Regions from separate parts of the Mus musculus genome. Here region 2 is linked to region 1. The links are chromatin loops, found by intact Hi-C in ENCODE. Cell type or tissue: heart. All regions are shown on one strand. Each heading gives the region's core, and the rest is flanking DNA. Links, peaks and the distances in the headings are about the cores only.

Region 1 (8,081 bases), core at 1,539-6,538:
TGTGATGCACAGACATAGATACAGGCACAACACCCATACACAAAAAATCTCTCCAGCCCCTATAATGATATATTTGATATAAAGAAGTTCTTAACTTGAACACCGTCCATTTTTTCCTATTAATTTATGGCTAATACTCCATAAGGGCAGCTATTTTCTTTTTGACAATACAAAACAAAATAAAACAAAAAACCAAAATAAAAACCAAGCAAACTTGAAAAATGACTGTTCTTCAAAAAGAATTGCTTTAAAAAGATCACCTATTTTTAGTGATGGCTTACAATAAGGCTGGAAACAACAAGACCCATACATTCACTAACATGAAGATTAAAAGCCAGGCACGGTGGCATATATTTTAATCCCAGAACTCAGGAAGCAGAGGCAAACGAAGGCCAGCCTAGTCGCATAGCAAGTTTGCTGTCAGCCAAGACTACACAGTGAAACGATTCCTCTCAAACTAAACAAAGACATAAAGTTTAAAAATTCACTGAGAGGCAGGAACAAGTAGGTGCACAAGTTGTAAGTAACAAGGACACAGTCAAGGCCTAAAGGAAGCTCCTGAAACGGACCTTAAAGCTTAGCTGAATGTTCCCTCCTCTCAACAGCTACACCAGGAGCCAGAACAGAACAGAAACAAAGGGCAGAAGCAAGCCTTGAAAGTCCTCCCTTTTTCCGTCAATGCTGGGTCAAGGGTCCAGCACACAGTAGGCCAGTGCTTCGCTATCTAGTCCCTGTATGGTTTTTTTTTAAATTTATTTATTATTATACATAAGTACACTGTAGCTGTCTTCAGACACTCCAGAAGAGGGTGTCAGGTCTCATTAGATGGTTGTGAGTCACCATGTAGTTGCTGGGATTTGAACTCAGGACCTTCAGAAGAGCAGTCAGTGCTCTTAACCCCTGAGCCATCTCACCAGCCCCGTCCCTGCATGTTTTAAAGGGCCATCCCTCATGCTGTTAGCTTTTGATCAACGTCAGACTGGTAGGAAAAATTGAAAGCTGTATTTACCTTTTTTTTTCCTTTTTTGGAGACATGGTCTATGTAATTTTGAATTTAAAGAGATACACATGGGGTGGGGGTGGGGGAGACTGGAGAAATGGTTCAGTGGTTAAGAGCACTGACTACTCTTCCAGAGGTCCTGAGTTCAATCCCCAGCAACCACATGGTGGCTCACAACCATCTGCAATGAGATCTGACGCCCTTTTCTGGTGTGTCTCTCTGAAGAGATCAACAGTGTACTCGCATAAATAAATCTTAAAAAAAAAAAAAAAAAAAAAGACACACAACTCTGTCTCCCAAATGTTGGAATTAGGATTAAAGATGTGTACCACTACACCCAACCTTGTGTTTACCTTTTTTTTTTTTTTTTTTTTTTTTTTTTGGTTTTTCCGAGAGAGGGTTTCTCTGTGTAGCCCTGGCTGTCCTGGAACTCTGTAGACCAGGCTGGCCTTGAACTCAGAAATCCACCTGCCTCGGCTGAGTGCTGAGATTAAAAGCGTGTGCCACCACATCCAGCCGTGTTTACTTTTAAAATGTACTTTCCTATAAATAAGGACAATGTGACTTACTGCACTCCAAACAATGAAATCAGACCATGGAGACCTTTTGGATGGAACTCGGAATAAAATCACCAAGTGTAAGACTTCGTTTCCTTCCTAATTTTGCCACTCATTTGAGTCATACCTCCCTTTGCTTAGGAGAATATTCAATAATATTAAGTTAAACAATAAACCAGCAGCCAGGAGTGCTAGAGTATGCCTTTAATCACAGGAAAGAGTTCTGTTCTGAATGGGAAGAACTCTTTACTGGAAAGGCAGAGGCAAGTGGATATCTTTGAGTTTGAGGTCAGCCTGGCCTACATTGTGAGTTCCAGGACAGCCAGAGCTATGTGAGATTGTCTTTTATTTAAAAAGAAAGAAAGAAAGAAAGAAAGAAAGAGAGAGAGAGAGAGAGAGAGAGAGAGAGAGAGAGAGAGAGAGAGAGAAAGAAAGAAAGAAAGAAAGAAAGAAAGAAAGAAAGAAAGAAAGAGAGAAAGAAAGAGAGAAAGAAAGAAAGAAAGAAAGAAAGAAAGAAAGAAAGAGAGAGAGAGAGAGAGAGAGAGAGAAAGAAAGAAAGAAAGAAAGAAAGAAAGAAAGAAGAGAGAGAGAGAGAAAGAGAGAAAGAAAGAGAGAAAGAAAGAAAGAAAGAAAGAAAGAAGAGAGAGAGAGAGAGAGAGAGAGAGAGAGAAAGAAAGAAAGAAAGAAAGAAAGAGGAAAAGAAAAAGGAAAGAAAAGAAAAAAAAACACCAAAAAACCAAACCAAACCAAACCAAAACAAAAAACAAAAAGCAAAAGCAACTAGCAATCACTCACTGTCAATCATCTCTCAACCATAACAATGTTCCCACAGGATAAACCGACACAACAGCAATGGATAACTACTTTTGGTGCAAACAACCGTGCAAATGAATTCACAGCACTTTGGGAGGTAGTATATAATCCTCAAAAGATGGACCAAGGCTCAAGTTCTCAAAAAAAAAATGGTAAAATTTCATACACTGCAGCTTTGACTTTCGCTTGCTCAAATAAGTTTTATGCTTTCTAATAGGAAAATCTGTCAACCAAAAGTTTTCCTGAATATCTTACAGCAGTGGCTCTCAACGTTCCTAATGCTGCATGGACCCTTTATTATGGTTCCTCATATTATGGTGACCCCCAACCATAAAATTATTTTCGCTGCTATTTCACAAATATAAGTTTGCTACTGTTATGAATCACAAAGTATCTGTTTTCCTATGGTCTTAGGTGACCCTTGTGGAAGGTCTTAGAACATCCAACAACCATTACTTCTACTTCACGCCATCTTTAAAAACCAAACCAAACCAAACCAAACCAAACCCTGTTATTATAGTCATTTGACAACTGGAATCCAAAGGTGACATAGTCAGTCTGTGATCACTGGGAAACAGGTGCACTCTACCCCCTTCTATGTTCTCTGGCAGCTATTTCTTTCCCTCTGTCGTTCTTTAGCCAAGCAAACAGATGCCACATCAGTAGGATGAACCACTTTTATCAGAAAAGACATTTCAAATAAAAGAGCCCCCTATAGAATTCAAGAAATAACAACTGTCCGAAGTTATTCCCTGCTGGATAAACAACTTTCTTTATCTCGATTTCTTTACTGAAAAAATTTTTTTTCTTTCTTGCTGTCTCCCAAGATTGTTAGTTATTTCACCCCCAACCAAAGAACAATTCCTTTCGTTCTTCCTATTCAGAACAGAAACTCCTCAAACAAGCCGTCTCTTCAACATCCTGGTTTCCTCATGACAGCCGCTTTCGGTTCTCCCCCACCCCCACCCCCTCCACAGTCCTTAGAGGAGCTCGAAGCCTCGGCCACTGTCCCCTCCAGCTCCCGCCAGCCCCCGCGCTCACCCCCACCGTCCTTCCCTAACCGCTGCCTAGGCCCTCCGGCGCCCCAGCATCAGCAGCTTTTGCTCACCTCGGCTCCTGACAGGAAAGGGTGCGAGGGCCCAGTGATCGTCAGGTAATTGTCATTTCCTCCGGGAAACTGTAAACCAAAAGAAAGCCGCGGTGGGTGAGTGAGCGGAGCAGTGGCGTGCTGAGACCCCAGCCCTCCCGAGCCCCCCTGGCTCCTCGCTGCCCTGCATTCCCGCTTCCGCTTCCCCTAGTCGGCCGCGAACCCTCATCAGCCCTCAAAGACTCGGCACCCACCTCCATCTTCACAGCACCACTACCAGCGACTCAGCGTCTCCGCGTCCGCATCGCTCCCACCGCCCCCACTAGGTTCCGAGCGCGTCACTTCCTCAAGGAGAAAGCGTCGCTCTCCGATGATTGGACCGAGTCAGGGACGCAACCAGTCTCGATCCCAGCTGCCCGAAGGGTCGCTGTCGCCCCCTGGAGCTTGGTGGGATAATGGCATGTAGAAGAGCACTGGGTGGCCCTAGAGGCGGCGTCCGGTACAGCCGATCCAGCGAAGATTTCTGGGGGAGAGCAATAGAGACGCAGCTTGAGCTAGAAGGGCTGGAGCGGAGGCAAATAAGGAGACCCGTAGATTGAGTGGCTAGAGAGGTCGGAGGTAAGTGGCTGTAGAAATCGGGAGGACCCGGAACACAGACGCCTCGGGACCATGACTTACGCTTATCTCTTCAAGTACATCATCATCGGAGACACAGGTAACCCGCCGACGGACCGCCTTCGGAGTTGGGGCGGGGATCCTACCTCCAAAATCGGCTTGGGGGCGGGGCGGGGTGAGCGGAGTTGCGCGGAGGGGGCGGGGCGAGCCCCGGGGGCGGGGCTCTGCCCCTGCCTTAGACCCTGTTCCCTGTCTGGGAGCCAGCGGCTTCCCGGGTGACGTGCGTCTAGTGAACACCGTTCTTTCGCAGGTGTGGGGAAGTCATGTCTCCTCCTTCAGTTTACCGACAAGCGGTTCCAGCCCGTGCACGACCTCACAATAGGTAAGCTATCCCCTCGTTCCAGAACAGCTAAAAGCTAGCTGCCAGAACTGCTAAAGGAGAAAGTTACAGTCTCAGTATTCTAAATAAAAAGTTACTTCTCGGCCGGGCGTGGTAGCTCGCGCCTTTAATCCCAGCACTCGGGAGGCAGGTGGATTTCAGAGTTCGAGGCCAGCCTGGTCTACAAAGTGAGTTCCAGGACATCCAGGGCTACACAGAGAAACCCTGTCTTGAAAAACCAAAAAAAGTTACTTCTCGCTACCTTGGTCTGAAATCATGGTATATGAAAAATGATAAAAGCTGGTAAGTGGAGGATAAATGATTGAAAGGTAACTTTAGAGATGGATGTAAGATACTAGTTGCCGTAGGATTTTTTTTTCTTCCAATGCAACTTGTATGTTTATGGAAAAATCCCACGGAAACATGACTGCTTATTAAACATCTCATCTGTATTTTGTTATTAACTACCAGCTTCACATGTTTTTCAACATAAACACCAACATAGGATTCTTTTAAGTCTGGAGAGGTAAAAGCCAATGTACGGACATTGCAGTTCTTCCTGCACAGACACCTCCTCTAATCTCTTCACCTTCTCTTCTTTTAGGAGCAAATAGCCTCAGATTCATTATATAACCCACACTGGACACAAACTCCCAGAGATCCTCCTGCATTAGACTCTCCCCCCCCCACCCCCTCGGGACAGGGTTTCTCTCTGTGTGGCCCTGGCTGTCCTGGAACTCACTCTGTAGGACAGGCTGGCTTCAAAAATCAGAAATCCGCCTGCCTCTGCCTCCCAAGTGCTGGGATTAAAGGCGTGCGCCACCACTCCCAGCCTCACGGACTTTCGTAATAAGTTTGTTTTTGCGCCGAGACTGGCTTTAAGCTTCCTGGGTAACCTGACCATGATTTTGACTTGATCGTCCTAAATGCTGGGATTAGATATGCACCACTATACTCAGCCTGTTTTTTAGTTTCTTACTCATTGAAATTACATTCTTATTGTTCTGAGAGAAAAAAAAAGTTGACAGTGATTTTTTTTTTCCAAAAAAATATCTTTTTGATTTTTGTTGAGGTAATAGGTATTCAGAACAGGTATTTCATATAGCACCTTAAAGTAAAAATATTTATATAGAGTATGAATTCCTCATGCTATGTACAAAATACTATTTTGAAAATAGAAAAGGGGATGAATTGTCTGCTTATGATGCAGTGGGGTTTTTGTTTTTTTGAAATATTGTCCTTGAAAGAGATGAATTTTGCCTAGAAATAGAAAAGTGTCAAAAGCTCTATCAGTTCGTCAGTTTCCATACTGCTTTAAGAGAGGCTATTACCAATGTACTCTGGAAATTATTGGTGATTGAAGGTATTTTGTCCTTGAAGACCTGTTCCTTAGGCAGCTTCTTTAATTGCCAATGAAAACAGTTTTAGAATTGCAGTTTAAGAAGTGCTGCTTCATACACAGAACTAGTCAGTACTCTGAGACACTGTCGCGAAATGCTATCAATGGGCTGGAGAGCTGACTCAGCAGTTAAGAGCACCGACTGCTCTCCCAAGAACAAGGGTTCAATTCCCAGCACCCATCATCCTCTGTCACTCAAGTTCCAGGGGATCCTTTGGGTTCTTCTGGCCTCCACAGGTACCAGCCACATACGTCACACATACTTAACATGCAGGCAAAACACTTAACTTTCAAATAGTTCAGAAGTTCTTTGAGCCTGACAGTGGTGGCGCACGCCTTTAATCCCAGCACTCGGGAGGCAGAGGCAGGTGGATTTCTGAGTTCAAGGCCAGCCAGGTCTACAGAGTGAGTTCCAGGACAGCCAGGGCTAAACAGAGAAACCCTGTCTTGAAAAACCAAAACCAACCAACCAAACCAGCAAACAAAGAAGTTCTTTGAAAACAATTGTAGAATTAAATATTACCTAGTCAGATTTCAGTGTAAGCTAACATTCCTAAGCATTTATTCATCTCTTTTAGTTTTATTTGTCCCAGAATTGTTATGTTCATTTTCTAGAAATTTTTTTCTATGAATTGTAGCTTTGTAGTTTATTTTATGAAAAACTTTCCTGTAGTGGCTTTTTTTTTTTTTTTTGAGACAAGAGTTTTTCTGTATAGCCCTGGCTGTCCTAGAACTTGCTTTGTAGCGGGTACACATTCTTCAGATGTTATTTGCAAATCATTACAGTAACTGCAGTGCCACTTTTCTTAAGGCTAATTCTTAAGAAGATCTAGATAGAGTCTCTGTCATTATAAGGCCTTAAAACAAATCAACTGGTTATATAATAAATCAAACTTAGTTTATTACTAGAATTTATAAAACCAGATCTAGGGAAAGAACTAACTCTGGTAACACATACGTGGGTTTTTCCCCCTCAGATCTTAAAAAAAATTTTTTTGTATATATGTGTGTTTGTATTTGCACATGTGTGTACAGGTGCCTATAAGGGCTAGAGATCATTGACCCCTCTGCAGCAGGAGTTACAGGTAGTTGTGAGCCACTGGACAAGGGTGTTGGGAACCAAACTCTGTTCTGCTCCAAGACCAAGTGCTCTCAACCACTGACCATATCTCCAGCCCCCAGCCCCCTATGGTCTTAATATAGCAAGTGTCATCCAGACTGTAAAATCAAAACAGTGAGACTACTTGTATTTATTTTATCTGAATGAGCTTTGTTCCCTTTTCTACATCTGAGTTATTCTTAAGTCATTATCACTTAGAATCCACTTGTTTCTTTTTGGTGAAAGGGATTAAACCTAGTGAGTTATGTTCTAAGTAGTTACACTATCGCTGAGTTATACCTGTAGCTGTAGGGTAATCTCAGGCCAACCCTGAACTTGCTCTGTAAGTCATGATGACCTTGAACTTCTTATCCTAGGGCTCCTACTGCCTTTACCTCATGAGGCCTGGGATTAGATCACTGCCATGCTCAGTTAAGGGGTTCTGGGGCATGCATGTGGATGTGCACGTGCATGAGTGTGCAGATGCCCATAGGGCCCAGAACAGGGTATTGGAGTCCTTGAAGTTGGGGTTACAGGCAGTTATGAACTATCAGATGAGGGTGTTGATACCCAATTCCAGTCCAAGAAGCACATACATGCTTTGCTTTAGTGCTGAGCCATCTCTCTAGTCCTGTGTCCAGTTTTATGTGGATCTGGGGATTGACTCCAGAGCTTCTAGGCAAGTCCTGTATCAAGTGAGCTACATGTCCAGTCAGTGGGTTTTTAATTCTAGAAAAGAAACTAAAAGGAACACAAATTCAATTGGAGCAATAACCACTGTCGGGCTGAATGTCAGTGAGTGATGACAAAGGACTCATCATTATAACACTGGGGAAAAGTATGTGGCTCTAGATGGACATGTATGTGTTCATTACAGTCATGTTCGTTCTCTTGTCTTTCACTGACAGGTGTGGAGTTTGGAGCACGTATGGTCAACATCGATGGAAAACAAATCAAACTGCAAATCTGGGATACGGTAAGAGAGGGCAAAACAATTTAGTACCAGACTGAGGCCCAGTTATAACAGTAAAAGCTAATGCAGCCTTGTGGAATGCTAGACACCTGTAGTTTTAAAACTATAGGATGAGCCGGGCGTGGTGGTGCATGCCTTTAATCCCAGCACTCGGGAGGC
Region 2 (5,000 bases), core at 1-5,000, 160 kb after region 1:
TTCCTGGCCAGGCAGGGGTGGCACATGACTTTAATCCCATGACTCAGAAGGCAGAGGCTGGGGGATCTCTGAGTTTGAGGTCCTGGTGGTCTACAGAGTGAGTTCCAGATAGCCAGGGCTACAGGGAGAAATTCACTTCTTCTCTTCCCCCTCCCCTTTCTTGAGAGGACTGTGTCTCACTGTGTCACCCTGGGATTCTCCTTGTAGACCAGGCTGGCCTCCAACAGAGGCCCACCTGAGTGTGCCTCTTGAGTGCTGGGATAAACTGCAGACACCGTAACCGTAACACCTAACTCACCTACTTCTTTATATGCAGGGGTTTTTTGTTATGGGGGTGTTTTGTTTAGTTTTGGGGACAGGGTTTCTCTGTGTAGCTCTGGCTGTCCTGGAACTCACTCTGTATATACAGGCTTCATACTCACAGATCTGCCTGCTGGAATTAAAGGCATGCGCAATCACCAACCACCACTGCTCTCCTAATTTTCTAGGTACGCATAGTGTAAAAAGTAACTTTTATTTGCCTGATGTAATTGTCACCGTGGAGGTTTACTGCCTCAGTCTACTAACCTAGGCCTAGTGCCGAAAGCTTCCAGCCTCCGTACAATCTAATCTAGGTCTAGAATGTTTTCAGCTTCTGAGACTTGCTGCTGAATAAACTCACCCTTTCTTCTTTCTGATCTCTGGCTAGCTAGTCTACTCAGCTGTTCTGACTCAAACTCCTCTCCATGATAACCGATTCAATCTGGCTTCTCCCAGGTTCTCCTGAATTGCTCAAACTATCTGTCAATCTATTCTGATCTTCTTGCTCTTCACCCTGTCTCGTTCTGTCTTCATCTGTGTCTAGTCTAGCTTGTTCTCTTTGCACCCTGCCCCTGTAAAAGGACCTCTCCCTCTCCCTGTCGCCCCTCTCCCATTCCCTCCTATCCCCCCCCCCCCCAATCTGCACTGCCCCTTAAGAAGCTTCGCTTTCCTTTCCTCTCCTTCCAAGAGTTGGGCAGATCCTATTTTGTCAAATGTTTCTCTGATTCGTTACTTTGTCTGCCACTCAATTAGACATCACTTTTAAACCTGGACGCTTCCTTGTACAAAGTAACTTTACCTTCATTTTGGGGGATTAAAGGTGTGTACTAAGGGCAGGTCTGTATTTAAGACACAAGGAAATCTTTTTTTCCTCAGAAGTGAAGAAAGGTGGAGCTAGAAGCCTTGCCTTTTCTGTTCAGTATGGTTTGAAGCACAAAATGTTAGCTCTCACCGAAGCTCTGCAGCCTTCTGAGTGCACTCCTCTGAGCTTCTCTGTTCAGGCTTTTCAACTTTGGATGTTTTCTCAGGAGATCTGGGGATCTCTTCCACATGTGTAGAATCAGTCGTCATGGTGTGAGTACTGTTAGGCATACAAAGACCAATGAATTTAGCCCAAATCAGGAACTGGTGGATAAAAACTATCTTGTTCTAACTGAGGAAGAGTAAGCACAAATGGGAAAAGCAGAAACTTCCTAAAGGACTTTTATTTATCATTCAAAGGATGGAGACATGCTTGTTTCACGAATATAAATATGAATACAAATGTAAGATTTGACAGGAACTTACAGAGATCCACCTGTCTGTGCTGGGACTAAGGGAATGCCCTTCCCCTTGGCTCTTGTTTTGTATTTTTAAACAAGGACTTTGCAATTTTGACTTAGAGCTGCCTTTCATCTTCTCTGATTATTACAGAAATCAGCAACACCCACTGGTCCTTAAGTGATATATTCCCAACAAAAGCTTTGTGGGTAACAACATGGGACCCGCCCGAGGTACTCACAGTTGGCTGGGCTCCCTGGTTATTTCGATTCTGGTGTTCTTGTCCGCCACATAGTCTTTAAATGCGGGAGGGGCTGTATGGCTGCGCCTGTCATTTGGCCCTGAAAAGTTTAGGCAGGAAAAAAAAAAAAGGGAAATGTAGCCATGGTATCTTTCAGAACACCTCATGCTGAAACCAGGACACCAAGTGCTGGTCACAGAGAGCCTTGCGACTTGGAGGAAATCCTTATGTGACAATTAGCCACTGAGGCACTTCCTTATTTTTACATAAAATCACAACTGCAAATATCTTCAGCCCAAAATACTGACTCGGTGAGTGGTACAAATGGGAAGAAAAAAGAGGCACGCTGGTCCAAGCCAGGGCCTGTGTGTTTGCCTAACCTGGTACAGCCATGCTCAAAGGTATTCCTTTATTTCATTTTGGTCGGCTGGTTGCCTGGATTTTTTTTTTTCCCCCGAGACAGGGTTTCTCTGTGTAGCTGTGGCTGTCCTGGAACTCGATATCTAGACCACAGAAGGATTCACAGAAACCCTCCAGCATCTGCCTCTGGAGTGCTGGGATTAAAGAATAAACCACCATAGCCGGGAATCCGGATTTGTTTAATGTTCACTTTTTTTTTAATTATTAACATATAACATGGCGGGTTCTGCAGTTGTACACATGGACCACCGCTTTGTGCATCCTCCTCTGCCTCGCCCATGCCGTTCCCTGATGGTTCCCTTCTTTCCCGCAGACAATTTTCCCTTTTGAGCCCTTATCGCTGTTACCCGCTTTTTACTCCCTCTCCCCTCCGGGTCTGGGTTTTTTTTTTTTTTTTTGGTTATTATTATTATTATTATTTGTTTGTTTGTTTGTTTATTTCTGTTTACTTTCGTGGTCTGGTGGTCTCAGAGATTTACCTACCGTCTCAAACATATTAAGCAAGCCCTCTGACACTGAGCTGCCTACTCGCAGTGAATTCAGAAATTTGGACCCGACTTCCGCACACGAGAGTTGGGGGATGGGGAAGGATTTTAGGAAAGTGGAAAGGTGAGAAAACAAAGGGTAACTGTGACTGGCGCTTCAGTCCCCTCCCCACCCCCGGGAGAGGGCGTGATTCCAGCTTCACTCCGCTTGGGTTTCTGCTGTAGAGACACACCAGCTATGTGGGGCAGTCTGCGTCCCGCGTGGACTCGAGGCTGTGCACTGCCTACCGCGGTCGAGGGACACAGGCGCTGCACATGCGCTTTCCTCCCGGGAACTGGTGCGCGCGGGGGCGCCGAGGGGCTCGGGGACGCTGAGACCCACGGCCGCCTGCGCCTCTCTGGCTCCTGGAGCACAGCAAGTGTCCGTAGGTCCGGTTGGGTAGTTGTGGATCGCTGCACGTTCGTCCTTCGCCTGTAGCAAAACAAGCCACATGGGGTTTCCACACACACCAACTCATGCCTAAGGCTTGATTCTAGTTGGGCAAGCCTCAGAGCTAGCCCCCAGCGTTGATGTCTTAGCTAGGCTTACTGTCGCTATGTATTTGACTTATATTTTCACATTGTAGTCCAACATTGAAGGAAGCCAGGACAAAAACTCAAACAGGGTGGTAACCTGGAGACTGGAACAGCCACACAGGCCGTAGAAGGATACTTACTGCTTAAGGCTTGTTCAGCCTGCTTGTTCAGTCAGTACAGGACTAGCACCACCCGCAATGGGCTGGGCCCTCTCCCGTCAATCACTAAGAAATGCCTTCTAGCTGGATCTTTTTGTTTGTTTGTCTTTTTATTTTATTGCTGCTGTTTTCGTTTTGTTTTGCAAGTCAGGATTTCTGTGTAGCCCAGACTACTCTCACCCCCCACGTCCTAGAATTCCCAGGCTTGCTCCAGCTACCACCAGCGTTTTTTCTCCCACGGCTACACATCACCCAAATGAATGGTCTGCCCTGAGCTCTCTCACCAAGTCCATTCTACTTTTTCTCTTTGTTCTGGGCTCTTCCAGATGCCTCTAAGTATGTTCTCTCTCTTATCTCTTATTCACAATACACCGCCTTGCCCGGCCCCTCCCCCACAAACGGAGTGACCATTTCAGCGGATTTGTCTCTTCTTTTTTTTTTTTTTTTTTTTTTTTTTTTTTTTTTTTTTTTTTTTGTTGTTGTTGTTGTTGCTTTGAGCCAGGGTTTCTCTGTGTAGCCCTGGCTATCCCGGAACTCTTTCTGTAGACCAGGCTGGCCTCCAGCTCTCCCTGTATCCGTCAGTCCCTATCTGTTACAGTGTCCCTCTGGCTGGCATACCTGCCCCTTACCCTTAATTCTCCAGTCCAGGGTCTGGGCTGCCCTTCCCCTAGCTGCTCTTCCGGATATAATCCAGCGATTTTGGCTACACCAGTCCTTTTAAAAACCTCTTTGTTCTCTTGGCCAGGTTCTAGTCCCAGGCCCCAGCTCTTTTCTTGCTCCCCCTGTCCCTCTCTCCTCAAATGGCCCAGCCTAGTCTGGCCATGTTCTCTCTTAGAGCCTTGGAGACTGCCGTTCCTCTTCTCTCACACTTGTCTACAGTAAACCCTCTCCACTGCTAGGAACAGTCATGTCCTTCTTTTCATTCTTTTTTATTCAGTGCTGAATTAAGATTAATGCCCTAAACTAAGATTAATCTCTGAGTTAGGCTTGGTGATACAGGCCTTTACTCCCAGCAGTGGATTTAACTGTGGCCAAGTCCTGTAGTTATTTAGGGAATATTACCATGTGAGGAAAAGCAAGCCCACTGGAGTGTGATGTCTGCTTGTAATCACAACCTTAGGGACGAGATACTTCAAGTTTCAGCCCAGCCAGGTTACATAATATAACCCTGTCTCAAAAAAAAAAAAACAAAAAACAAAAAACCAACCAACCTACCAACCAAACACACGCACACACACACACACACACACAAAGGGGCTGGGTACCTGGGTGGGGTGGGGCGGGTTGGACACCAGAGAGAAGGCTCTGTAGTTATGAGCCCTGGCTGCTCTTCCAGAGGACCCAGGTTTAATTCCCAGCACCCACACAGCAGCTTACAACTGTCTATAAATAACTCCAGTTACAGGGGATCTGACACTTCCACATCAAAGCATATAAAAGGGGGAGGGGAGGCTGGTTATCCTGGAACACTCTTTTGTAATCAGTGCTCAGGAGCCAGAGCCAAGTGGAACTCTGTGTTCAAGGCCAGCATGGTCTACATAGAGCAGCAGTTCTCAACCC

Evidence for each region. Peaks named below come from ENCODE experiments on the same cell type or tissue, not always from the same donor. Only the 100,000 strongest peaks of a DNase experiment are listed, where the experiment ranks them.
Region 2: a loop joins it to region 1, with 2.0 times the contacts of the local background. A loop is called at or near these places in 1 of 42 quality-filtered maps.

Annotation. Positions count from the first base shown.
Region 1 is chr14:52,275,287-52,283,367 of GRCm38, reverse strand. It overlaps Rab2b (RAB2B, member RAS oncogene family), which reads left to right and starts at 3,973. Exons shown (of 8, transcript NM_172601.3): 1 at 3,973-4,172; 2 at 4,383-4,454; 3 at 7,858-7,925. The coding sequence starts at 4,127. It overlaps Tox4 (TOX high mobility group box family member 4), which reads right to left and starts at 4,222. Exons shown (of 10, transcript NM_023434.3): 1 at 4,136-4,222; 2 at 3,712-3,980; 3 at 3,479-3,547. The coding sequence starts at 3,717. Gm23758 (a small nucleolar RNA gene) reads right to left here and starts at 6,837; the gene lies at 6,748-6,837. In heart, for the core only: a CTCF peak has its summit at 3,916 (motif pointing left); a DNase peak (open chromatin) is centred at 3,877; H3K4me3 peaks cover 2,489 bases; H3K27ac peaks cover 1,650 bases.
Region 2 is chr14:52,117,374-52,122,373 of GRCm38, reverse strand. It overlaps Rpgrip1 (retinitis pigmentosa GTPase regulator interacting protein 1), which reads right to left. Exons shown (of 25, transcript NM_023879.3): 4 at 2,940-3,178; 5 at 1,802-1,901; 6 at 1,253-1,381. Among named protein-coding and RNA genes, the nearest start is that of Rpgrip1, 9.0 kb to the right of the region's middle. In heart, for the core only: a CTCF peak has its summit at 2,938; no DNase peak of the experiment used is centred there; H3K4me3 peaks cover 1,616 bases; H3K27ac peaks cover 1,781 bases; H3K27me3 peaks cover 1,384 bases.